3 separate regions of the Homo sapiens genome follow, and regions 2 and 3 are each linked to region 1. A link is a loop called in an ENCODE intact Hi-C map of the cell type or tissue named here. Cell type or tissue: heart left ventricle. All regions are shown on one strand.

What was found. A loop is a pair of places that touch in the nucleus more often than their neighbours do. Peaks named below come from ENCODE experiments on the same cell type or tissue, not always from the same donor. Only the 100,000 strongest peaks of a DNase experiment are listed, where the experiment ranks them.
Region 2: it touches region 1 in a loop (2.8-fold over the local background); 42 of 110 quality-filtered maps call a loop at or near these places.
Region 3: a loop joins it to region 1, with 2.1 times the contacts of the local background. A loop is called at or near these places in 33 of 110 quality-filtered maps.

Annotation. Positions count from the first base shown.
Region 1 is chr3:99,872,236-99,880,235 of GRCh38, forward strand. The region is part of intron 1 of CMSS1 (cms1 ribosomal small subunit homolog); the gene reads left to right. The region is part of intron 4 of FILIP1L (filamin A interacting protein 1 like); the gene reads right to left. All of the region lies in intron 1 of LOC105374010 (a long non-coding RNA gene), which reads left to right. Among named protein-coding and RNA genes, the nearest start is that of HP09053, 52 kb to the left of the region's middle. RefSeq lists a silencer at 3,775-4,244 and an enhancer at 5,810-6,104. In heart left ventricle, CTCF peaks have their summits at 4,002 and 4,201; a DNase peak (open chromatin) is centred at 3,956; H3K4me3 peaks cover 5,082 bases; H3K27ac peaks cover 6,650 bases.
Region 2 is chr3:100,054,191-100,062,190 of GRCh38, forward strand. All of the region lies in intron 1 of CMSS1 (cms1 ribosomal small subunit homolog), which reads left to right. All of the region lies in intron 1 of FILIP1L (filamin A interacting protein 1 like), which reads right to left. Among named protein-coding and RNA genes, the nearest start is that of FILIP1L, 56 kb to the right of the region's middle. In heart left ventricle, a CTCF peak has its summit at 4,036; no DNase peak of the experiment used is centred here; H3K27ac peaks cover 395 bases.
Region 3 is chr3:99,925,795-99,933,794 of GRCh38, forward strand. The region is part of intron 1 of CMSS1 (cms1 ribosomal small subunit homolog); the gene reads left to right. FILIP1L (filamin A interacting protein 1 like) reads right to left here. Exons shown (of 6, transcript NM_001387850.1): 2 at 4,975-5,236; 3 at 4,062-4,235. The coding sequence starts at 5,226. All of the region lies in intron 1 of LOC105374010 (a long non-coding RNA gene), which reads left to right. It also overlaps the pseudogene TMEM258P2. Among named protein-coding and RNA genes, the nearest start is that of MIR3921, 35 kb to the right of the region's middle. In heart left ventricle, a CTCF peak has its summit at 3,424; no DNase peak of the experiment used is centred here; H3K27ac peaks cover 4,318 bases.

The sequences.
Region 1 (8,000 bases):
GCTGTAAAATTCTGTGGATATTCTGTGCCAGGACTGTGTGTGTGTGTGTGTGTGTGTGTGTGTGTGTGTGTGTGTGTGTGTGTGTGTGACTGTGGGGCCTGGGGTATCCCATTTTCCATATAGTCAAGTACCTTATCAAGGTACTTCTCAAATTCATAGTTGAATGTTTGCTGTTCTGATGTAATGTATGCTTTCTTTTGCTGATAATAACTCCTTTAGGCTAGAATAAGTAGTTATCATAAACAGACACAAGGAGTTGAGGTATGTCTGCATCCTGTCTGTCCCAATCATACACTTACCTATCTACTCCTCTACTTACCTCCCTACTGCTCCCCTGCCTGCCCCCACAAACACATCATTCCCCAAGCTTGTTTAAAAAAAATTCTATACTTAACAATTTATCATATTTTGGAGCCAGTAGAGCATAGAAATGTGAGGACGGTCAGACTGGAAAAAGAATACTGCTAATGTGTTCTCGTTCTTGGGCTCAGAATTAAAACTGCTGCTGTCCTATCTTAATCTGCTAAAGCATCTCAGAGAACAAGCATGAAGAGGGAGTGTTTCTCATATCTGAAAAAGAAACCAGGGACTTTCCTTGGTAAGCCTTCCCATTTTTGTTTGCCCAGCTTTCCCAGGCAGAGACGATGTTAGTGCAGATGAAGGTCAAGGAGAATCTCAAGTCTTTTTTTTTTTTTAAAAAAAGGAGGGATGTGCAAAGGCTGATAAGTGTTGGTGATAATCTGCTAGGAATTAGTGTACCTAACAAAATGACTCAAAACATGAATGTCCTACCTCATTTTAAGTAGAAAATGACCAGCCATAGGAGGTTCTAAAAGTCATTGCAGCACACTTTAAGCATAAGTGACTGGGTTGGTGGCTAGAAAATGTTGTGGTGATGACAGCAGCAACCACAGAAATATTGCTTTGAAGGTTTGTGATGCTGGCTGCATATGCAGTGTCTCTTCATCTTTAAATCCTTATTTAAATATAATTTACAAAAACTAAACAATCAGTTTAAATTGAAGCTGAATTCATGGTCAAATACAAATTAAATGGACCTTAAAATCGTTTAAAATTAATATGTCCAACAGATAAGGTAGGGTGTATTAGATTTTTCAAAGATGACAGGCTCTGTGAACAACAGATGGGGCCATTTCAGTTCCTGAAGCAGGTTGAGACCAATATTGCCTTACATCCACAATATCCAGTCTTTTATAAACAGTTCTCTTCTTGCCCCTCTTCCTTTTTCCTTTAAATAGGAGGGGCTGTATGTTTTTTTTCTATTCACCTTGTAAAATGTTCACTTTGCCCTGAAGCACTAGACATGGACAGAACATGACCTAAGCAGAATTATTGGAATCTTATTCTTCCTCCTACATTTTCAGTTTTTTTTCTTAAATCTCAAAATCCATTTATTACCAAAGGCACTTTTTTGGAGGGGAAATTACAGCAGAGAACCCTTAAACAAAATTTACAGCCTTTTGAGAAGGCAAATTAATGGGAACTGCAAGAGAACCGGAAAATTAAGTCAAGGCTTGATTTGTGTTTTCATACTGGCTGTTACTATAGTCTCCATCACAGCATTAGGAAAATAGCACAAAAATACCAGGGCTTAACAGTTAAGGTTAATCACCACAAAAGTGCAAATGAACTTACTAAGCATAAAATTATTATGTGCTTTATTTGGAAGTGTAGAAATTCACATTCATTCTATCAAAAACATTTTCCCATCATACAGATTGTCCCAAGGACTAAGAAATTGCTCATCCAAAGAGCCCAGTGTGAGATAGGGTATCCATGATAAGTCATACTTAGCTTTCAGTTTTAAAAGAGGTCTTATGTGATTGTTCTTTGAACCATGCTTTAAAGTTAATAAATGGGAAAAAGTGTGGAATATTAAAGAGTGTTATTTTTAAATTTTAAAAAATCGATGCTTGCCTGCTTTAAAAAAATAAAAGACACTGGGAAACACAGCTGTTAGAATTTTGATGGAAGTTATGATTTTCAACAGTTGAGTTGTAGTTTATGGTACAGATGGTACTCTGGGTATACCTGAAACAATAATTGATGGTTTCTGTTTGTCTCTTCCTCTGTTAGATTCAGAAGAGCAGAATATCTTTTTTCCAGAGCAGGAATTTTTCAGTTTCCAATTACCGCTTATATCAGATAAACAACTCTTCCATTGCATATTCTGTACTTCTCCACAGTGACATGGGTGTTGGCCCCGCTCTTCTCATTATGGTGGGCTTCCCTAGGTTTGAAATAATAGTTTGTGGAAAATCCTACTTCTCAGTACTAACCTGCAGTTTATATAGCCTATCCTCAGGCCAAATAACATATAATTTTTCTTTTAAAATATGAAAACCAAAGTCGTGCATTGCTCCAAACAAAATTAGCAAAAACAAAAAAACTGCTATGAGGCAAAAATGATAGGCACCAATGTCATATACTTTTAAAAACCATCCAACAGAAATTATTAGAAATATACAGATATAACCCACATTTTGAGTATTTTTTAAATGCTGTGTTTCAATGATAAAATCTGGGATCTGACATTTTCTTCTGACAATTAAATATAAAAACATGAGTTTGTAACACACACATACACCTCAGTGGTTATAGTGCTCTGCTCCTCTGTTAAACTTTTACTGTACCTCCAAACAGTTATCTTATATGGTCATTTTAGTGCCAACTAAAATGCCAGCATTTTAAAATCTCAGAGTAAATATAAATGGCAGCCTATGAATTCTGAGTTTGAATTGTATATACTTATAAAACATAGAGACTGTTTTAAAAGGGACAATTCTGTCACATAGTTGTTAAAGTTTTATTTTACAATATATGTTTAGACCAGATAAGGATTGAATGATGAATCAATTTTTCATCTCCTATTCCAGTGTTCTAAAGTTGACATAACCTTTTTATTTTTAATTCCTACGTTGACTTTTAGTTGGAAAAAATGAAGTAAAATATTATGGAGATTTTTCTGCCAAGTGTTCAGTTATCATACTGTAAGAGTTCATTGGTAGCAATAGCCTCTTCAGGATTTAGATGTAACTAATTATGGTTTAAAATGTTACTGATTAATACAGTTACTCTATAAGTTTTACCTTTTAAATTGGCATTTTTTACATAATATACTACTATCCAAAATATTACTCTAGAAATGATAGCTGTAAGTGAGGTTTGTCATTTTTCCAATGCCTGGACTTGAAGCAGAAAGTTAGAACTCAAAACTATGATAGTTACTTCCTTGTACAAATTGACATATGCTTTTACGACAAAATAGCGTTTGTACGATTTTTTGAAGCTTAAAAAGATTTTACTTTTTAAGTTAGATTCGTCTTAATTCCAAGATGTATTCCTAACAGTGTTTTTCTAGTCGTTTATATTAACATTTACAAAAAGAGGGGAAAACCTGGCACTAACAAATTTTCGCATTCTGCTCATGTAAGACAAGCGAGTTTGAGTCCGGAGGAGAGATAGGGTTGCTGCAGTACAATATAGTCTCCCCCACCCTTTCCCCAAAGATTTCTCAATATGGGCAGGATTCAATGTGTAGCTCACTTGGAAAGCGTATGTAATACAGTCACCTCCCACCTCTCAACATTTAAAATTAAATCTCTAATCTGTTTTCTCCTCCAGAGAAAACTTCTACTTTCAAGTTTTGTGTGAGTTGGAAACGGTTTTGAACCTAGAATTCATTGGATGCGCTTTGCGAAACCTGTCTGCAGTTTGTGATGCTGAGACAGCTTTAACAGCCACCCACAGACTTGCTACCTGGCTGTCTGACAGCAGTGCCCCTTGGTGGAGCGAAGTTGCTCTCCCGGGCTTACCTGAACTGCCTGCGCCGGGGCCGGGCGGGGGCCGGGCCGGGGCCGCTGTAGTGCCGCGCTGCGAGCCGACTGTGCGCGCTCCGAGAGTCGCCCGAACAATGCGAGCGGGGCGCTGAGCGCGCCCGGCCTATGGGCGTTACGTCACTGTTCTGCCTTATAAGGCGCTCCGCGTGTGCGGCGCTGTCGGCGGGGGCGCCGGTGACCGCGGGACCCTCGGCCGCGGCGGCGGCGCAGCCACACACCCCAGCTCCCGCGGATGTTCCGGCCGTGTGAACGGACCGTGGTTCCCGGCTCCCAGCGGAGGGAATGAGTGGTGGGCCGGTGGGCCGGGGCGCCGGCGCCCTCCTGTCGGGCTAACAAAGTCATTGGGAGGCAGGGTCGATCCGCTTGTAACTTTTTTCCCTCTGGGTCCCTAAAGCTGTTGTTGCTTCAGGGACTTCAATACACATCCTGTTATTCTTATGTAAACTTTTGTAAATTCATTATACTTTTTATTTTTGGTTGCTGGGGGTAGGCGGGAGAGGGAAAGGAGAAGTCTGGGGTTTTGTGGAGACATCTCTGGGGGTGATTTAGACTTCAAACCTTCTCTTTCCTCTTTGTAATGAGTAGGGGTCCTCAGAGGATGGTGTTTTATTTCCTGATGATGTAACTACCAAACAATTCTTCAAGTGATGATGGAAAGGCCAGATGAAATCTTATTTTTTTCAGTGTTTTTCCTGAAAGAACTTCCTCTTTCCCCATTTCTGCATGCCTGTGTTTTAACGAAAGCAGTTAAAACTATCATTTTTTGGCAGGGAAAAAATTTTTAAAGAAATTAAATGTTTTGTGCTGTACTTTCAAGACAATGTATAAAATTAGAACTTTAGAGCCAGTTTTAATGTTTGTTCTCTTCTACCGGCAAACAAAATAAAGCCAAAAATAACCACGTGAAGAAAAAAGAAATTAGCCAAATGTGATTGAATTAAGAATATTATCCTCTAGTATGGGGTAGATTTACTTGTACAAATCCTACTTCTTGTGAATGAGAATTCACCTCCGAATTATAAGAGAAGTCATACCTAAAGTTCTAGCCCAACTATATGAATCTGCTAAATAAATTAGGGACGTGGCATTCTTATTTGCAAGCTTCAGATGAGTAATTTTAGTAGCTTGAGTCCTTTTAAAACCTCTTTTAAAATTACATTAAAATAGGATTGCTTCCTATTATGATGTACATATGTCTGTAGAATTATTGTTTCCATATGTTTTGTCAAACAAGAATGACGAAAATAGTCTGCTCGCTTCATTTTCTTAGTGTGGAGTGGAGAAAGGATGTTTGCAGAGTTGTTAGTGGAAATGGTGTGGAATAAAGATGCAGGGCACAACATTAAATGTATGTCCTCTTCACTAAATTGGGAGTTCACTTTATCATTATTCTAGATCACTCTAAGTACCTACTGAGAAACCTAAAGTAAACTCACTCTTGCTTTTCATATACAGTATACTAAGAGATGTGAATTACACATACTCTTCAGCCGAACTTAAAATTTAATATTTGATTTGCAATTGTGTACTAACATTTTGGATGTTGAGTTTGTAGTTTTGTTGGTTTTAACTCTTCTGCCCTATACTTGTGAATTGCATTGTAATCTTTTTAGTCTCCTGTGCTTACCTCATACTTATTAAATATCCTTTTTGAGACTTTTATGCTGCATTTTTTATTACAAATGAGATTAAATGACTTTTATGAAAGTTGTATGATGCATAAACACCTGAATCTCAGCCCCAAACTGATAGCATACTTTTACCCCAAAGCTAACAGTTTTGTAGCTTGTTTTGCATCTTTTTCCCTCTGATAGGCAAATATGTTTCCTAACATTTAACACTACCATTTGTTTCTTTCTCACATATCCATACTCAAGTTTTGCATTTATTTTCATTCTTTTGACTTGCTGGTTCCCATGAAATATGTTAGTATTATTTCCTCCTTTTCTTTAGCTATATTCTGAAGAATAGAGGAAAGAGGATTAGGGCTTCTACTCCTTGTATGCCCTTGCCTGGTACACTACTTGCCTGGTTACATTACTAATGTGTTACTCCTGAAACATCAGTCTCTTGACCCAGCTATGACTCAGCTTTCCAAGTGAGGTCATAGTTATGTGACCACTGTCTTCAGGAACCAATATTAATAGCCCTCATTTGTTGAGCTTTTAGATCATACCTACCACCATACTTAGTGCTCTACAAGCATTTCATCATTTAATCTTCACAACACATTTTGATGTGATATGATCCATTCTTTTCAGATAAAGACATTTAGAAGGCTAAAGTGGCTTGACCAAGGTCACACCGCTACTAAAGTAATGATACAGGGATTTAAAGCAATGTTTACATATATAGCCTTCTACATATATAGTCTTACATATATAGCCTTCTTCTACATAAATAGTCTTGTCTTCTCCTAATAGTTTGTTCAGAATCTCTCAGAGGTATGTTTGGTAAAGGAGTGTTCAGATTTAACTGAGAAGTTTCTGTTTATTTTCTAGACTGAATCTTGAACTGGGAAAGCCAAGACTCATCCTCTTTTTTGTGGATTTGTGGATTTACTGACAGTTTTCTGGAAGGTGGCAGCAACGTATCTTGTTCTAGTAAAATTAGAATATCATCACCATTTCACTTCAAACGAAAGTCAAGGGTTTTGAGGGAGCAGGACCTTTAACTGATACAAGAGTACCCTGGGTGGTGTATTGCAAACTCCAACCAGCTGTTGGCATTGTGCGCCATTGGCCACATAAGTAGATGAGTAGACTTTTATTTCCTTCCCTCTTTCAACCAAAATTCTTTCTGAGATGTAATTTTTATTCTCTTGGTTTCTGAAATTTTCTTCATTTGTGAAATTCTCTTGGTTTCATTTGTGAAAATAGTAGAGTTATGATCACTGTGCCTCAAAATTGGATGAGAGAGTTTTACTTCCTAACCTTGTTCTGTCCAATTACTTTTGTGACTTTCTTTTCATTTTTTAATCAGGAATTTACTACAAATAAGCATACCTAGACACCAAGGTCCTTTCTACAATTAGTAATCTGAGTTTATGATCTAAATCAGCACTAGCTTTAAACTGTTATTTAGAAATGATACAAAGAAATTTTTCTACCAAGTTCATTGCTTTCTAATGCGGGAGAAGGGGTTTGTAGGTAACAAGGCAAGAAACAAGGAGATACCAACTAGATTTAGCCATATTATATTATGTCAAAGACAGCTTAATATCACCAGTTTCCCTGGTTCGAGCTAATTGTCAGGAGGCCATGACAATGACCACATTAACAGGTGTTATTAGTGAAGTCAGTTGCTACTGACCATAATTACAACATCATCATTATTTAACTTTTAAAAAATACCATTAATATACTGCTAATCACATCAAGCCAGTTCCTCTTTTTGAAGTAACTGCTCTTATTTTCTTTCATGTCTTCTCTCCCTGCCTTTGTTTCTTCTTTTGACTGGTCATGTCTTTCAGTCATCCAAGTATAGTAAGTGCCAAAGAAGCAGTAATTAATAGGATGTTTCTTGCAGCTACCCAAAATTTTCATTGCTGGTCCTTTGGTCATTTAAGCAGTTGGTACGCTCTGCTCCCTAGGAGCTCTGCTTTGAGCTATGAGATGGTAATGCTAACTTTGTATATGACATGTTTGCTTCTTTGCCTCTGTGAGATAGTATATATGGAAACACTGTCATGTACAAAGAAAAACAGCAAGACCTGTATAAGACCTGGTCTTATGGACCTGGTCCTGTATAAGAAGCTGAACAGAGTGGGAACAGACCCAGGATTGCATAGGGAGAGGTATAGTTCCATGGTCCTGCATTGCTTCAGACTACAGTTGGATTGGCCAGAATATGAGCTTTCGGTGTTTATTGCACCCCACGCTACCTTCTACCACCTTACCCACAGCCTTCTTGCAAAGCAGCTTTGCCACTGAGCACTGGATAACCTTGCCATGGATCCGATCCTGTGCTTCTACTCTCCGATCCCTTCTCCTCTGCTGCTACACAACTTAGGACGAAGGCTGAAGGGACCTGTAGGCAACTGTGAATGTGGAGCCAAAGGGGATGTCTGTGGTAAAAGAACCTTCTCTCCATGCCCTAGACAATCATTTTTCTAATCAACCTCATTTCTTCACTCTTCTT
Region 2 (8,000 bases), 180 kb after region 1:
TTCAGAGCAAAGGTCACAAACTAACCGAGACATCACATTCCCCCTTCCCTCTTGATATGTTCTCTTTGACTTGCTTGATGGTTTTTTGAAAGAACATGAGTTAGTTGCTAGTAATAGCAAATTTCACAAAGAAATTGAGATATCTGGCTTTTCTTGAAAGCTCAGATCTGGAAAACCTAGGCCTACATTCTTGTAGCTGGCCAGAGCTGGGGAGTGGCTGTCCCGTCAAGTGGAGCACGTACTCTTGCCTGCACCATGAGCCAGTCTGACCTGCTTCGTTCATTATATTATGTTATGTTTTGTTATGTTATGTTATGTTATGTTATGTTATGTTATGTTATGTTATGTTATGTCATGTTATGTTGTTACCTACCTGCCCCTGTTGGCATTTGAACTATCCACTCCTGGCCCAGGACTTGGGAATACAACGTGAATAATCTTGCAGATGTGGCTCAAAGAAACCATGCTGGACAACTGGATCAAAGGAGGGCAGATCACTGATTTCCCTTCCCTCTGGGCTGCACTGTCTTTTAGCAGTTCCCACCAATACCCTCAAGCCCTGGGATGAGATGCACAACTTCTATCACAATGCCTCTGGATCCCGTAACCTTGCCCCCTCTCTCTCACCATCACTGGTGTCACAGTTGAGTTCAGATGCAAAAACTGAAATGTTCAGAAGTATGAGGTCATTTCAAATTTAGTCTCATGTTATTCTGTTAAGCTTGGATTTCATTAATCACAACATAGTTCCTTCCAGAAACTTCTGAATGCCCTTTCCCAGCTTGCAGAGCCTCTTTTGGGCCTTCTTGCTGATCATCTCTGCTTCCGTGCTTTACCCTTTACCTCCTGGCCCATAGTATTTTGTTGTCAGGTCACAGTTGTCTTTCTGGAAGTCTCCTGCCTCAGACTCTTACCAAAGTCCTCGTGGTCTGCCCTTCAGAACATTCTCAGCAGCTCCTATCCCAATTCAGGTCTCCCAGTTCTCCTCGTCCTACTCTTATCAATTTCTTCGTGTATGCATAGGATTTCCAGTACAAGAGTATCATCTCAAGCACTGAGGATCCTGAACAATGTCTCTCTTGCTTTCCTCAGTATCTTTAGCATTACTGAACACCTCTTAGTTCTGTTATCCCCAACATCACTGGCACACTCAGTCCATCCAGGCGATAGAAAATCAAGGTGACTGTATGATCCACGTGGCCATATGCTCTTCTCGGAAATTCCTAGGACATGTTATCACACTGTGACAATCACTGTCTAATGCTAGAAAAAAACTGATTTGTCTCTCGTTAAGTATTTGTAAATACTAAAGACTGTCTTTACCTTTATTTTAGAGTTTATAAGAGTAGCCTGTGTTCATTGAATGTGGAAAATATACAAAGATGCAAAGATAAAAATATAAATTACCCATTGCTATACCACCTAGATTAAAAACCACAGCCAGCATTTTGATATGTGCATTTTCACATTTATATTTTAATCTCTTCCTTTCCCTGTTCTTTAGTAGTCAAACATTCTTGAGAGGAGAGTAATTTTTGTGATTATCCCAGTAATTTAGAAAAGAGAGATAGGCTAGAGAAAAATCTAGCCTTAAATTTCAGAAATTTTTTAATATTGTACACATTCTTTCTTGTTTATATTAAATTACTCTTCCACAATATGAAGGGTAGATATGAAGTTTTTCATAACTACCTTCAAGGAGTCCAAAGATTATCTGTATAGTACCCTCATTTTTCTGATAGGATAGATTGTATTATAGATAACACTTGTGTATGGAGTCCAAGCTTAATCTTAGGCATTCAGAGAAGGATAGCCTAGTTGATCTGGTTGGGGAAATAAGACACAGGTAAAAGAAGATTCATATTTGCTCAAAGTAGCATAAAAGTGCAAGCTATGGTATACCAAGGTCTTAAGCTGGGGCCTGAAGGGAAGGGAAGGCAGGGAGTAGAGAAGAAAGCTACATAGGTGCATTTTACATTACAAAAATGGTAGGGTACCAAATATTATTACCAGCTGAGGGTGTGGCAAGACCCTGGCTAGGAACCAAGTCTGACTCTCAGCTCTGGGATTTCCCCACAACATTTCCAGCTGATAAATTGACAAGTCTCCAATGCATCCTTCCATAAATATTGTTACATTTTCCAGACCTTACATCTACTTTTTAAATTTCTATGGGAGGCTTTTTAGAAACTTACAGCCTAGAAATACTTATTTTAAACAAAAGTGATTTCATATTAAAATAAATAAATTTCAGTGACTGAATGCTTACTACCTGGTGATACAAAGATAACAAAAGTTTATAATCTGCTCTTGTTGAGCTAGAGATATCATTAACATTTTAGCCTCCAGGTCAGAAATGCTGCTAGCCCTTACTGGCTTTATCTGCTTGTGATTAACAAGTTTGTCATAATCTAATTAACACAGCTAATGTTGAGTTTCTAGGCAGCTGGAAACAATAAATGTCTTATTGCTTTGGACTGCCACACAACCAGGTAGCAGCTCTAGACCATTAAAAAAAAAAAAATGGGGCCGGGCGCGGTGGCTCACGCCTGTAATCCCAGCCCTTTGGGAGGCCAAGGCAGGCCGGGCGGATCACGAGGTCAGGAGATCGAGACCATCCTGGCTAACACAGTGAAACCCCGTCTCTACTAAAAATACAAAAAATTAGCCGGGTGTGATGGCAGGCGCCTGTAGTCCCAGCTACTCGGGAGGCTGAGGCAGGAGAATGGCATGAACCTGGGAGGCGGAGCTTGCAGTGAGCCGAGATCGCACCACTGCACTCCAGCCTGGGCAACAGAGCGAGACTCTGTCTCAAAAAAAAAAGAATTGGGCAAGTGATTTTTCCCACAACTTTGGGGTAGCTCTGTAAGAGAACTAATGATTGGCAGGCTCAGGGCAGGAGATTTTAATGGAAAGTCCTGGACCTGCAGTCAGAGAAGCTCTGGTGCTGGCAGAGCCAGGATTTAGCTGTATAATCTTTGCCTGCCACGTGGCTTCTCTGCCCCTCCAGTGGACTAGGTGACTAAAGACCCGTCCCGTTCTAATATTCTGTGACTATTCTCCAAGAGTCTAATCTTTCTGCAGGAAACCAGGAAAGCAGTGAGATGTTACTTTAAGGAAAGATGACATGATCTCTAGGCCAAGCTTCTTGCCCGGCCTTAGGCATGTCAGTTTCAAATACTCATTATATCATCAAGGAAAAAGGCCAATAAAAGCCCAGACCTTTCAAGCTATAGAATCTGCTTATAAATTGGAATGGACAGAGTTGCTGCGGTTTCTCCAAACTCTGAAACATTACATGTTCTTGGGTAACACTAAAATGCATTTTGTGTTCTGCGTCTTATTAAAGTTCTCGTGATATGTCTCTGTAAAAGTCTGCTCCCCTCCTGCAAACAGGGAATGTCCCCTTGGTTATCTGTTACCAGTTAGTTCAGTTGGTTGAAATCCAATGCTTTGGGATCAGGCCCCATATGGGACAGTTGGTTTCATGCAGAGAAGCCCCCTGCTTGCCCGGGTGTTTCATAAATGCATGCATTTGGTCGCAGAAGGTATGGATGTGAGCGTGGCTGGCTCAGCATAACCTACCCCTGCTACTGGAAAAATCACTCAAACCCTAGGTTTTTTTAACAGGGTCACTGCCCTCATCCTTGTTTAGAATTAACAACTGTGAATACAATGCCGGTCCAACTTCTATGTATTCCTCAAAGATCCTGATGACCTTTTACCCAACTAACTGACTGTCTAAATCTTTCGACATCGTGAGAGTCTGATGAAAATAGCTAGTTATTAGAGGCTGACTCTCTGTGAGGTACTATGCTAAGTGTTTGTGTCCATTCTCCCACTCATGCCTCAAAGTAATCCCAGGCAATATGCACAATTTTTTATTTTCTTTTTGCAGTTGAGGAAACTGGCTGGGGAAGTTACCTAGCTTTCCTAGGGCTCCACATTTACTGACTGGCAGAACCAAGACTGAGACTCCTATCTGTCTGACTCTAGAGCCTATGCTATTACTCTCTATACCCTACTGCCTCTCTCAGGCAGAAAATTAAGAGGCATCTGAATACTGTTCTATGTTCAAGGCACGGAACAGAGTTGGAGATTTTAGAAACTGTGATAAGCTCCTACTTACAGAATGAAACTTTGTACAATCAGATGCTTATAAACGGGTATGATTTTCCATTGTCATTCTTTGGAATGTAAAATGAGATCACCTCTGAAGGCAGGCAGAGAAAAGTTGACACATAGTTAAGTGAGGCACAAGTCTGTTCTTGGGTGCTTCTACAAGCTTCCCATTGATGACCTCCTCTCTGTCCCGGCAGCTTGAGATACTCACATCCCCAATCTAAAGCTTTGCTCAGCTTTTGCTCCTCCAACTTTCATTTCAAACACAAATCCCCTTGGTGGACAAAGAGAAAAGTTTCTCTCCGCTTTTTTTCTCCTCTAAATTCCCAAGCACCTCACCACAAACTGACTTCATTTTACACCCTCAAACCCAGAAGCATCAACAGACAACAGGGCCCATTTTTCCTGACTGTCCCACTCAGAGGCTTTTCAGTAGAAGGAGGACGCTGTATAACCTCCTTTGTTAGAACACTGAGTTAAGCCATGACTTCTCTTCTGGAGCCACAGTTTCATATGTGAAGTTTAAAATAAAGTTTAGTAGTTGAGTGATGTGTTTAGTATTCTAGAACCTTTTTCTTTCTGATCTTCTAACTTAACTTGCATTTGAGAGCAAAGGGGCAGTTTGGACAGCATGGAGAAGGCATTTGGTGCAAGTTCAGGAAAAGGTCCTTGGTAACATCCATCTCTTCCAGTGTTTTTCTTTTTAGATTTTGTAGATAGACTTGAAATAAAGGCTACCTTTAGGGTAATTTCTCTTTTACCTAGTCAGCACTACAAAGTAAAGCTTAAAGTTTCATGGTTTTCCTTAAAAGAAAGAACAGATTGACTAACTTCACTGTTGATACAGAAACATATACTTGGAGTTGAAGAGCTTTGTTAGATACTCTAGGTTGTTTCTGTCCAGTTTCTGGGAAGCTATCCTTTAAAAAATACAATGCCTCTTAATTTTCTTTTTCCTTAAAGGGCTTTATAAATCTCTGGCATTTGAGGCTATAATGGGACGAGCCTTCCATGTGACATCTTTTTTGAGACAATGAAAAATGCTTCACACCTGTGTCCTTGTCCGTGGCTTGCTTTTAGCCTCATCTCCGTGATCATCACTGCTTTCCCCTGCTTCTTCACTCTAGCCTTGCTTCCTTTCATTCAGGAAGCATTTTTTTTTAGCACCTGTTATTAAATAATGGTGTGCTAGGCCCTGAGGAGGTGAGGAGATGAAGACAAAGTTTCTATCCTCCAAGGGTAGAGGGTGTAGTTCAGAGGTTGAAGATTCAAACAGCGTTAGGAGCCAGGAAGGTTTGTGAGCCAGAAGGCGGGGGCCAAGTGCAGGACAGAGTAGTGACTGGGACTGTACTGTAATGAAAAGGACCCATCATGCCTGAAGAAGTCAGTCATTACACAACTCCAGCTGACTGGAACCATCCATATGTGCCGGCCTAGAATTGTCAGAGCTTCCAGTTTGTCAAGAGAAATCAGAAATCCAGATTTCTGTGTGTATGTATCATCTCCTGATTTTTAAAAAACTCTGGCAACTAATTCATATTCTTCAAAAACATCATGTAGGCCAAACAAAACATGCATGTGGACTGGATTCAACCTATGAGCCTCCAGTCTGGGGAGTTCTGGCCTCGTTAGTGAGGTAAATCACATATGTATGAAATGATTAATTTAAAATGTGACCCATATGACTAGGGGTGGCACAGGCAGTTTTCCTGCTGGAGGAGGACGGTTGGGGAAATGGGGGCGGGGGGAAGATGGGCTCCAGGTACATGTGCCCTCAGCTGTGCCGGGTATGGTAAAGGGATTTGAGGAAACTGGAGGTGTGTGTCACATGGTGGGTGGGCTACGGTGCCAGACTGAAGAGGTTGAGATTTACTTTCTATGTCATGAGGAGCCCCTAAAGATTTTTTTGATCTACTATTTTAGAAAATAAAATCTACTGGGAGGTAAAGGAGTGAAGTACCATGCAAGGAGAAACCATGAGGAGACTCTTGCCTTAGTACTTTAACTGTTTCCCACTCCACCTCCTCTTCCATCCCTTTATACCACATCCAAAAACCATCTTCCTGATGCCCTTCTAAGAGAAGGCAGCTCCTTGGCCTAGCAAGGTAGCTTTAAAGTATGCCAATGCCCTAAACGAAAACAAGAAAATGAAATCAGAGCACATTAGAATAGCATCTTCACCCAAGAAAAAAAAAATACATAAAAATGCTTAGCTACCACCTCTCACTGAGTAAAAACCACCACTTAAGAAACAAATAGGGGCTCGGCGCAGTGGCTCACACCTGTAATCCCAGCACTTTGGGAGGCTGAAGCAGACAGATACCTTGAGCTCACAAATTTGAGACCAGCCTGGGCAATATAGTGAAACCCCATCTCCACAAAAAATAGAAAAACACAAGATTTAGCCAGGCACAGGGTGTGTGCCTGTAGTCCCAGCTACTCTGGAAGCTGAGGTGGGAGGATAACGAGCGTGGGAGGCGGAGGTTGCACTAAGCCAAGATCACACACCACTGCACTCCATCCTGGGCAATAGAGCCAGATCTTGTCTCGAAAAAATAAAAATAAAAAACAAATAGGGCATCTCTTTGAGCCATACAGATCTATCAATGGCCTGCATGGCTTTGAAATGGAAGTGCAAGTTGCAGAACCACATCCTCATTAACCGCACGAGGTGATGAGTTGCAGCATAGCAATAGCCACACACAAGAAACCACACCCTTTGCCCCAAGATTTATTAGCAGGGCTTTCTCTCTTAAGTGGCCAATAGATGTGCACATAGAAGTTGACCTTTACTTCTAATCAAGGCAGAAAGGCACTGTTAAAATTTAAAAAAAAAAAAAATTTTAAAAGGAAGGAAGGGTACAATTTTTAGATTTTAAAAACTATACTTCTTCTAAATAAACCTAAAATACCAAAAACAAGTGATCCCTCTGTACACACTGAGTATGTTTGTGTAATGAGAGGCTCCTTATCTCTGGACAGCCAGATGGGGTGAGTCCAAGTTGGGGCCAAGCACATGACATTCGAAAATCTTCACAGGTGGTTGAGGACCCTGCACAGTTTTGCTTAGAGATTAAAACTTAAATGTTTGGCTGATGTAGGCAATTCTTGGTTATTCCAGGGTGTTAATTTTCCCAGGCCCTTGTTTTACTTTCTTTCTCCTCCTACCCACATTTTCACTATTTTATTTCTTATTAATACCTCCTGCAGAGAATGAAAAGAAGAAGAGAAAGAAGATGGAACTTTTTTAAAAAATTGCTTTACCTCATAATAAGAGCAGTACTAATAATTACAACACCATTAACAACCACTAGCATTTCTTGGACTTTTATTGCATTCTAGGTGCTAAGTGCTTTACACATATGAATTCATTTAATTCATTTAACCCTCACTACCTCCGAGGTGCATGTCGTTATCCTCCCATTCTGAGGTGAGAAAACTGAAGCACAGAGAAGGTAATGCAATACCCAAGGACTCACAGCTAGGAAATATCAGAGGCAAGATTTGAAGCCAAGAAGACTGATTCCAGAGACTTCACTTTTTTCATTTATTCATTTATTGTGGTAAAATATATATAATACAAAATCTGTCATTTTAACTATTGCTAACTGTGCAGTTTAATAGCATTAAGAACATTCACATTGTTATGCAACCAAGACTACTACCCATCTCCACAAACTTTTTCATCTTCCCAAATTGAAAGCCTTTACTACTCTATATTACTTCCCTAGTAATACTTAGAGATCTGGAAATATCCACTTGTGGTTATCCTGTCTTCTTCTTTTTTTTTTTTTTTTTTTTTTTTTTTTTTTTTTTTGAGACGGAGTGTTGCTCTGTCCCCCAGGCTGGAGTGCAGTGGCGCGATCTTGGCTCACTGC
Region 3 (8,000 bases), 54 kb after region 1:
AAAGAACATGCCAGTGGCCAAAAGCATCACAGTCAGATGGAGTTAGACAGCCAAGCTCACTGGGCTGGTTTATCAGCTCCTGGCCTTGAGCTCCATTTTGCCCAGCACGGGGTAAGCTGCCACCAGAAAAACATGTTGGCAAGAGCTAACTCGGGATCTTTTGCTAGTGATAAATTAATATCTATTAAGAACTTGGTTTTGAAAACACCCGACTTTCTAGATTAGATACAGATGCAGTAAGTGATAATGTTGATTGATTTTTACAGTTTGCCTTTGTCATAAAAGATTTAGAATGTGTGACTCATTGTGAATTTAAAGCCAATTTAAGTTGTGTATCCTAAAAAGCATGTACTTGACTAGAAATGTACTTGACTAGAAATCTGGGCACAAAATGACCAAGTCATTTCAGAAAAAGAGTACAACTGAGGTGTCCCAGCATATAGAACCCAGTAAATTCTCTCTGACTTCTAAATGCTTAAATTCACAAAATACTTCATTATGCCATACAATTGTTGATGATTTTTAATGTAGCCAGTCCTTTTGTGAAAGCTGAAACTGCTATGTTGTATTGCCTGCTGGCAGAGGCATCTTCTGAGGAGGCTCTAGTGTTGATTGTCATGGAAGTGTGTTTCAAACCACTGCAGCCCTCTGAAAATTTTATCTTCAGTTGCCCAAACATTAGAGTCCATTGTAAGGAAAATTCAAATCAACTCCTTTTGCAATTTGAGAGTGAAATAGTGATAGGATCAGCTTTACTTTAGGGAAGTTATTAGTTGACTTAGAAAATACATTCAATTTAATTTGTCACAAGATTGACATTAGAATTAATGTATGAATAATTATAGTAGGTATTCAGTAAAGCATAAATGAATTACTAAAAGAGGCTTTTCTAAATCCAAAAACAGTATTTCCTTGGAGAGCTTGTTGTAATTGTCAAGATATGTATATTAAATTTTATACAAACCAAAGAGAGAAAATAGAAGGTTTATTTAATCCACTCTTGCTTTCCATTGTTTTTTTCCCTTTATATGTTCGTGGTTGTTTGAAGGGAATGGAAAGAAGGCTAGAAGGAATCCGTGCCCTTCATTTATTCCATGACCCCCTAAGTGGTCTCCCTTCCTCTAGCCTTACCTCCTTGCAGTCTGTCCTCATCACTGACAGCATGATTTTTCACCACTGGGACTCCACTCTCCTGTTCGGGGCCAAAAGGCCCTTCACCATCTGAACCTCCTGCCACCTTGGCCCCATCTTCACTCCATATCTTCCCACCGATCCTACCCAACTTTCAGCCACACTGGACTTCAGGCAGTTCTTACAATTCACCATGGTGCTTCAAGACTGCTTTTTTCAATGCCAAGACCTGGAAATCTTTTTTCCTCTTTCACCAAAACTTTCCCTATACATGAGCTTTTCAATACATATTAACTAACTAAATGAATAAAATTAAATTTAAAAGCTTAATTATACCATTGCTTAAGGTAAGTATTTTAAGATTTGCCCTAGGTTATGCTAATAATACTGAGACTCTTTTATTATAGTGCCTTGGTAAATCCAAAATGTTGTTATATTTTCTTTCTGTTTTTTTTTTTTTTGAGACGGAGTTTCGCTTTTGTTGTTCAGGCTGGAGTGCAATGGCGTGATCTCAGCTCATCGCGATCTCCGCCTCCTGGGTTCAAGCGATTCACCTGCCTCAGCCTCCCAAGTAGCTGGGATTACAGGCATGTGCCACCACGCCCGGCTAATTTTGTATTTTTAGTAGAAACGGGCTTTCTTCATGTTGGTCAGGCTGGTCTCGAATTCCCGACCTCAGGTGATCTGCCTGCCTCGGCCTCCCAAAGTGCTGGGATTACAGGCATGAGCCACTGCGCCCGGCCCATATTTTCTATAATATATTTTTTGGAAGAACTAAGAATACCTTAGGCTATTAATTTTTTTTTAAAATTAAGTTCTGATATAGAACCCTAGGCTGGAAAGGAATAGGAGGTCAAAACTCTTGTGGACTGAGTCCTTGCCTCTTCCCGCCCTCTTGACCACACCTCTGCTCCTAGCCCCAGCCCCAAGCATGTTCCAGCTCACAGGCTTCCACCAGTTTTTCATCTTAAGTCAGTGTTCCTGTCGTGTCATGTAACCGAGAGCTGTTTGTTCTTCTAAGTTATTTTGCCTTAAGAATTAGATAAATCACCTCTAGTTTACCCTAGACATGATTGAGATTTTTTAGGTTTTTCAAAAAGAACATTATGAAGAAAATAAAAGGGAGAAGGGGCTGTTAACACTTCAAGATGGGGGAATGCAAAAGAAGAATAACTTTAGCATTCAAGATGCTTATTCTCATGTAATTAGGATACAGTCACAGCTGGTCTCAGCAGGAGCACTGCCCTCCCTTTATTTTCTTCAGCCCTGTGTAGGAAAATCCTAGGCAGAATTCCCCTTCACTGTTTATTTTCGGGGCATTCCCCTCTCACCTAGTACTTCCTAGACCGAGGAAAAGGATAGACAACTGGGTTGTGTACGTGGAGTTATTTTGGCTTCGAGGAATTGCATAAACTGATATCTGAGGACAGAGAAATCCATAAGGGGGAAGTAGAGGAAAGAGAGGAAAATTGGCAGATCATGGAGGTGGGAATGTGAGAGGTGTATGTATATAGGGGTATCTGTTGGAGGAGTAATCAAAAAAGGCTGGACTTGTAAAGTAGGGCCAGATTATGGGTAACTTTCAGGGGCACCTTACAGAGTTAAGACTGCAAGCATTTGTAGAAGGGGGGTATTTCCAATTTTGCATGTGCACAATAGAATTATTTTGTAATTAAATTTTTTCCCACCGATTTCAACATAAGTTTGGAATCATCCTGTTCCATTTCACACTGAAGTGTTGAGAGGTTATGCCATTTGTAGAGTTTTGTTAGGGTTATGTTCAGAGATCATTAATTTGCATTTGAGCTCACAGGGGTTGGGGAATTTGTGCCTGACACTGTTTCATAGTTAATATGTTGGGAGCCAGGATACAGTTTTAACAGTATTCACTTGAATGCAGCTCTGGTTCCTTTTGTTTAAAATTTGGATTAAAGTGCAAATCAACAGACTTTGGGTGGTCTCATCCTCACCCCGTAGAGAAGCAGATACATATGACCAAACTCCTTCACTATTTGGCAAGACAGTAGTCTCTTCTCTCATGAGATACTAAAGACGAGAATAGCAAGGACATTAGAGGTCAGTCCTGAGGTAGGTTGCCAGAGTTTATTTGAGGGAAATTTGTCTGAAACTTGCTTTCACTCTCCAGCCTCAACTCATGTTCCTAGTTGTTTCTTTTCTATAAAAATGAAAAATTATGAAATTTTCCATGAAGGTCTCAGAGGAAAATTAAAGAATAAAATAAGAATTCCAAAGGGTTTCAGAAATGTCAGCAAGTAAAAGAGCAAGCAGTACTGCCTTCTCCCTAGTGGTGGCCCTGTTGGGACTGCCCACCTTTGCCGTTGTAATTGCTAGGTACGCTTGGTGAGGGAAAGGTCTTTGCTGTCATTAAACTTTGAAGGAAAAAGAAGGTATGCACTCATCTAAAATATATGTTTTTAAAAACTCTATTTCTTGGACAGTTCTTTAGATTATTTCCATTCATGTTCAAAATTTCTATGACATAATACCTCAGTGTTTTCCAAAAATTAACCTCTATGGTTGAACTTTATGTTTTTTATTACAGCCTGGGTACCCTGCAAGTTCCCAGAGTGTGTGTGTGTGTGTGTGTGTGTGTGTAAGCACATGTATGTGTGTGCATGTGTGTGTTTGTGTGTGTATGTGCCTGCACATGCACGTGAGAGTGGGGAGCATTCTCTGGCATTTGGTAGATTTTGGTTGATTCAAGCAACAAACCTAGTGGACGCATCCTGTCTATGGTTCATTCTTTTTAACTTTCCTATTGAACTTGTCGTATTTATCTGTTTTGTGTAGGCTTTAAGTGCGTTAGAAAGTAAAACTGTAAGGAATCAAAGAGGAGTTACAGATCATGCTCATCTGCAGGGCTAGTGCTTGGCTGCCTCCCAGGTACACACCCCTATTGTGGTACATACCTCATTCATTGGTTTCTCATAGATGTCCTCCTGCCAAGGGGTAGATTTCGCTTGAAAAGCATCTCTCTGGAGAGCCTCTAACACCTTTTTTGGAGTGACAAACCCATACTGAGCTTCCAGCAAAGCCAGGTCCATTTTTTCAGCCTTTAAAATGCCTATGACCTCATCTCGAGCCTGTAGGAACAAAAAGTATTTCAGAAAGCCTGCTGTCTCTACCAGCAGTCTCAGCAAGTGATTTTTGTGATAGTTGGCAGTGCTTTTTCTTCTCTTTCAAATCTAAATGAATCATATTTCATTTTCACACTTTTATAAAAGGTAACAAAACTATATCCCTTCATCCTTCTTGTAGTCTAATTACACAATTAATGTTTTAAAAAGTGATTACTATACAACATTGGAGGACTACTTTTTTTATTATGTTTGACAAGCAGATATCATGATATCCATCAATGTACTAGCATTTGGATTTTCAGGGGGTAGGAAATAAAATTCTCCTATATGTGTACCAGCTGTTTTTAGATTTTCATGTAGGTTAATAATGCCAGGGCTAGTCTAGGAGCCAGTTCACTTGGGGTACAAAAGCACCTATTGTTGTTTAAACCAATCCCGAAGTCATCTGGCATTATTGCTACTGATGCATGCATGTGCACTGAAGCTCCTGAGCAGCATGGGCAGAGGATGTGACCTTTCACGACCTGTATGCCAATCACATGTCATCATGACAGCCCCTTTAGATGGGATTAATTGCACTTTGAGTTGGCAGAGGAGAATTCTTTGTATATATACTTATGCTTTGCTTTCATGTACACACATGTATGAACCACAGATATCTATTTCTGTGGCAGCAGGAACACCAAATTCACAAGCAGCCTTCTGTTTGAAGCATGATGGGGATAACTCCAACCCAGCTGACCTGCAGTTCTCCCTCCAGAATGCTGAGGAGAAATAACAGGTCATCTCTTGAGAGGTCTTCTGCTTGGTGGCCATTACCACTGTGTGGCTTCTCTGCCTTGGGACACGGAAGTATTACATCCGACTCACTGGGGGAGTCTTTGTCTTGCTGTCTATGCTTCATGTTTTTAGGCCCTTGGAAACTGTGGCCTTTAGTATGTCTTGGAAATTTCTTTTGGGCTGAGCCCTCGGTATCACTGCCTCTGGAACGCATTCTTTAAAGCCTGGAAGGAGGGAAGAAAATTTGTAAAGCTTAATGGAAATGGAGTTTTAATAAGAGTACCTATTACTGCTTTAACAAGTCTACATTCTTGTTATATTTACCACAGCCCCAAAGTCAATCTTTTTGATGTCTACAGCAGAGAAGGATATTAGCAGATTCATAAATCACAGTCTTATTTGCACTTCTGCTTTTAAAGCAAACATTTAAAAAAAGGTGTTCTGTCTTGATTAAGGCCACTTATGTCCATGGGTAAACAGGCTGTGTTTGAACTTCATCCCCCAAGCATTCCACCTCAGGAACCCAGGTCAGACCTCCAACCATGACCCTAAGTGCTTGCTTAAGACGTACTTAACATAATTATAATATTGTAAAATGGTGACTTTGCTAATTCTTCTAACTTTCTTCAGATTTACTTTATAGTATTTCCTTTAAAATTGTTGGGAGCTTTTATGGGGTTTTTTGTTTTGTTTTTAAAATTTGTTAGCCTTTAAAAGTGCATTAGGACAGAAATGGCAGAGTTACTGCTACAGAATTACTGCATTATTTTGTTTTGAAGGCCAAGTCTAGTATTAAAGGAATGAAGGCTTGGTCCCTGGCTGTATTCCTGTATTCCTGACATTCTTCTAAAATTCTAGATCTATCCTTGGGTAAGTCAAGGGCTTATATTTAGGACCCTCATCTTCAAAGCGGAGATACTACTACCTAACGTAGTTGGCCATTCTGGAAACAATATAAAATAAATTAATGTTTAAAGGACACATTAGCTCCACATCTGATTATATAATCATCCAAATGAATTTATAATAGGAAGAAAAATTCTTCCACTGTTGAGGTTTATAACTAGGAGAGAAAATATCAGTTGAACTTATAATTGACTCTATGGCATATAAGCAGATTATTAATTTTACTCTTTGTCCCTACAAATCATGAAACTTTCATCATCGCCAGTACCTTACTTTTAGTTTGTAGTATTTCTTTAAAAATCTGAAAAACTCAAGTGTCCAGAAAAGTATAGAAACCATAACAAACTGCTATATGCTACCACACAAATTTATAAAATTTTAATAATTTACTGTATATTAGAAAACAGTTTTTAAGTACTGTATTATAGATGTATTATAATGTATGTATCTCTTCTGAAACCCCTTCTCCTCCCTTCCCACTCCAGAAGTAACCACGTAATCTTGAATTTGGTATTTATCATTCCCCTGTATGTTTCATACTTTTTAAAAACATGTACATATATATTGCTGAACAATGTATAGTATTACATTTTCAAACCTTATGTAAATACCATATTGAATGTATCTTTCTAAAACTTGCTTTTTCATCCTAGATTATATTTTTGAGATTCTTCCTTGTTCTATTTTACTGTAGTTTATGTATTTTGATTGCTGTAAGAATATTTCATTATATAGTCCATCATTTACTTGTTCATTTTACTGTTTTTGAATATTTTTTTTTCAGTATTCAAAAAAATGCTACTTCAAACATTCTTGCACATTTTTTTCCCTTGTGTTAGGTGATAAGAATTCTGTCACAAATCAGCTGTGGAACTTGATTAAGACATTGACCCATTGCCAGGCACAATGGCTCACACCTGTAATGCCAACACTTTGGGAGGCCGAGGCAGGCGGATTACCCGAGGTCAGGAGTTCAAGACCAGCCTGGCCAACATGGCGAAACCCCATCTCTGCTAAAAATACAAAAAATTAGCCAGGTGTGGTGGCACACACCTGTAATCCCAGCTACTCAGGAGGCTGAAGCCCAGGAATTGCTTCAACACAGGAGGCCGAGGTTGCATTGAGCCAAGATCGCGCCCGGCACTCCAGCCTGGGTGACAGAGTAAGACTCTGTCTCAAAACAAAAAGGACATTCACCCTCTTCAGGTCCAATGACCTGATCTGGAAGTGAGGGAGCACTTACTATGTGTGCTAAGCATTCTTCTCAGCATTTTCCATGTATTAGCTCATTCAAGTCTCACAACAACACTATGAGGTAGGGAATATTATTATCTCCATTTTACAGTGAACAAATGGAAGCACGGGAAACTTATTGAAGGTTGCACAGCTAATAAGTGGCAAAACTGGGATTTGAGTCTAGGAAACCTGGCTCAGGGACCCACACTCTTAAAAATCATGCCGTAATGTCATTATGCTGTATTGCCTAAGACAAATGCATATATACACTGGTACAAATACCTTGTCCGAAAAATGCCTATAGCCTTACTGAAGAGACTATTTACAAATACGGTATAGATGAACAATGATGTGTGACAGTAGTTGTCACTGGCTCTTCCCTAGGTAGCCAGGGAAAGGCTCATTTATTTGAGAAAAGCAAAGGCATAGAAGGGATATTTTTGTGTAGGAATGGGAGGTTGGGGATGTGTAAGAGATGAGATTGGGAAAAACCTCATTGTGTGTATATCTATTTATTTATAAAAATATTCATGTACTACCACAGTATATTATGTGCTTTATAAAAAACATTCAAAAAAGACAAAAATGAAAAATTATACATAAACAGGATTTCTAATTATCTTTCCCCACCCCTATTGTATTTTCTTGAACACCTAGGAATATCCTTACTCTGGGCTATAGAAATAATGGAAGGTTGTTACATAAATATATTTAATATAGGTAAATATTACATTCTGCTTTATTTATAGGTATGTTCACAGATTAATTATAGGGCCATCTATGTCCTTTGTCTTATATTTTTAAGACAATTTTATTCTTCATTCATGTCTCACATGGCGTATCTGA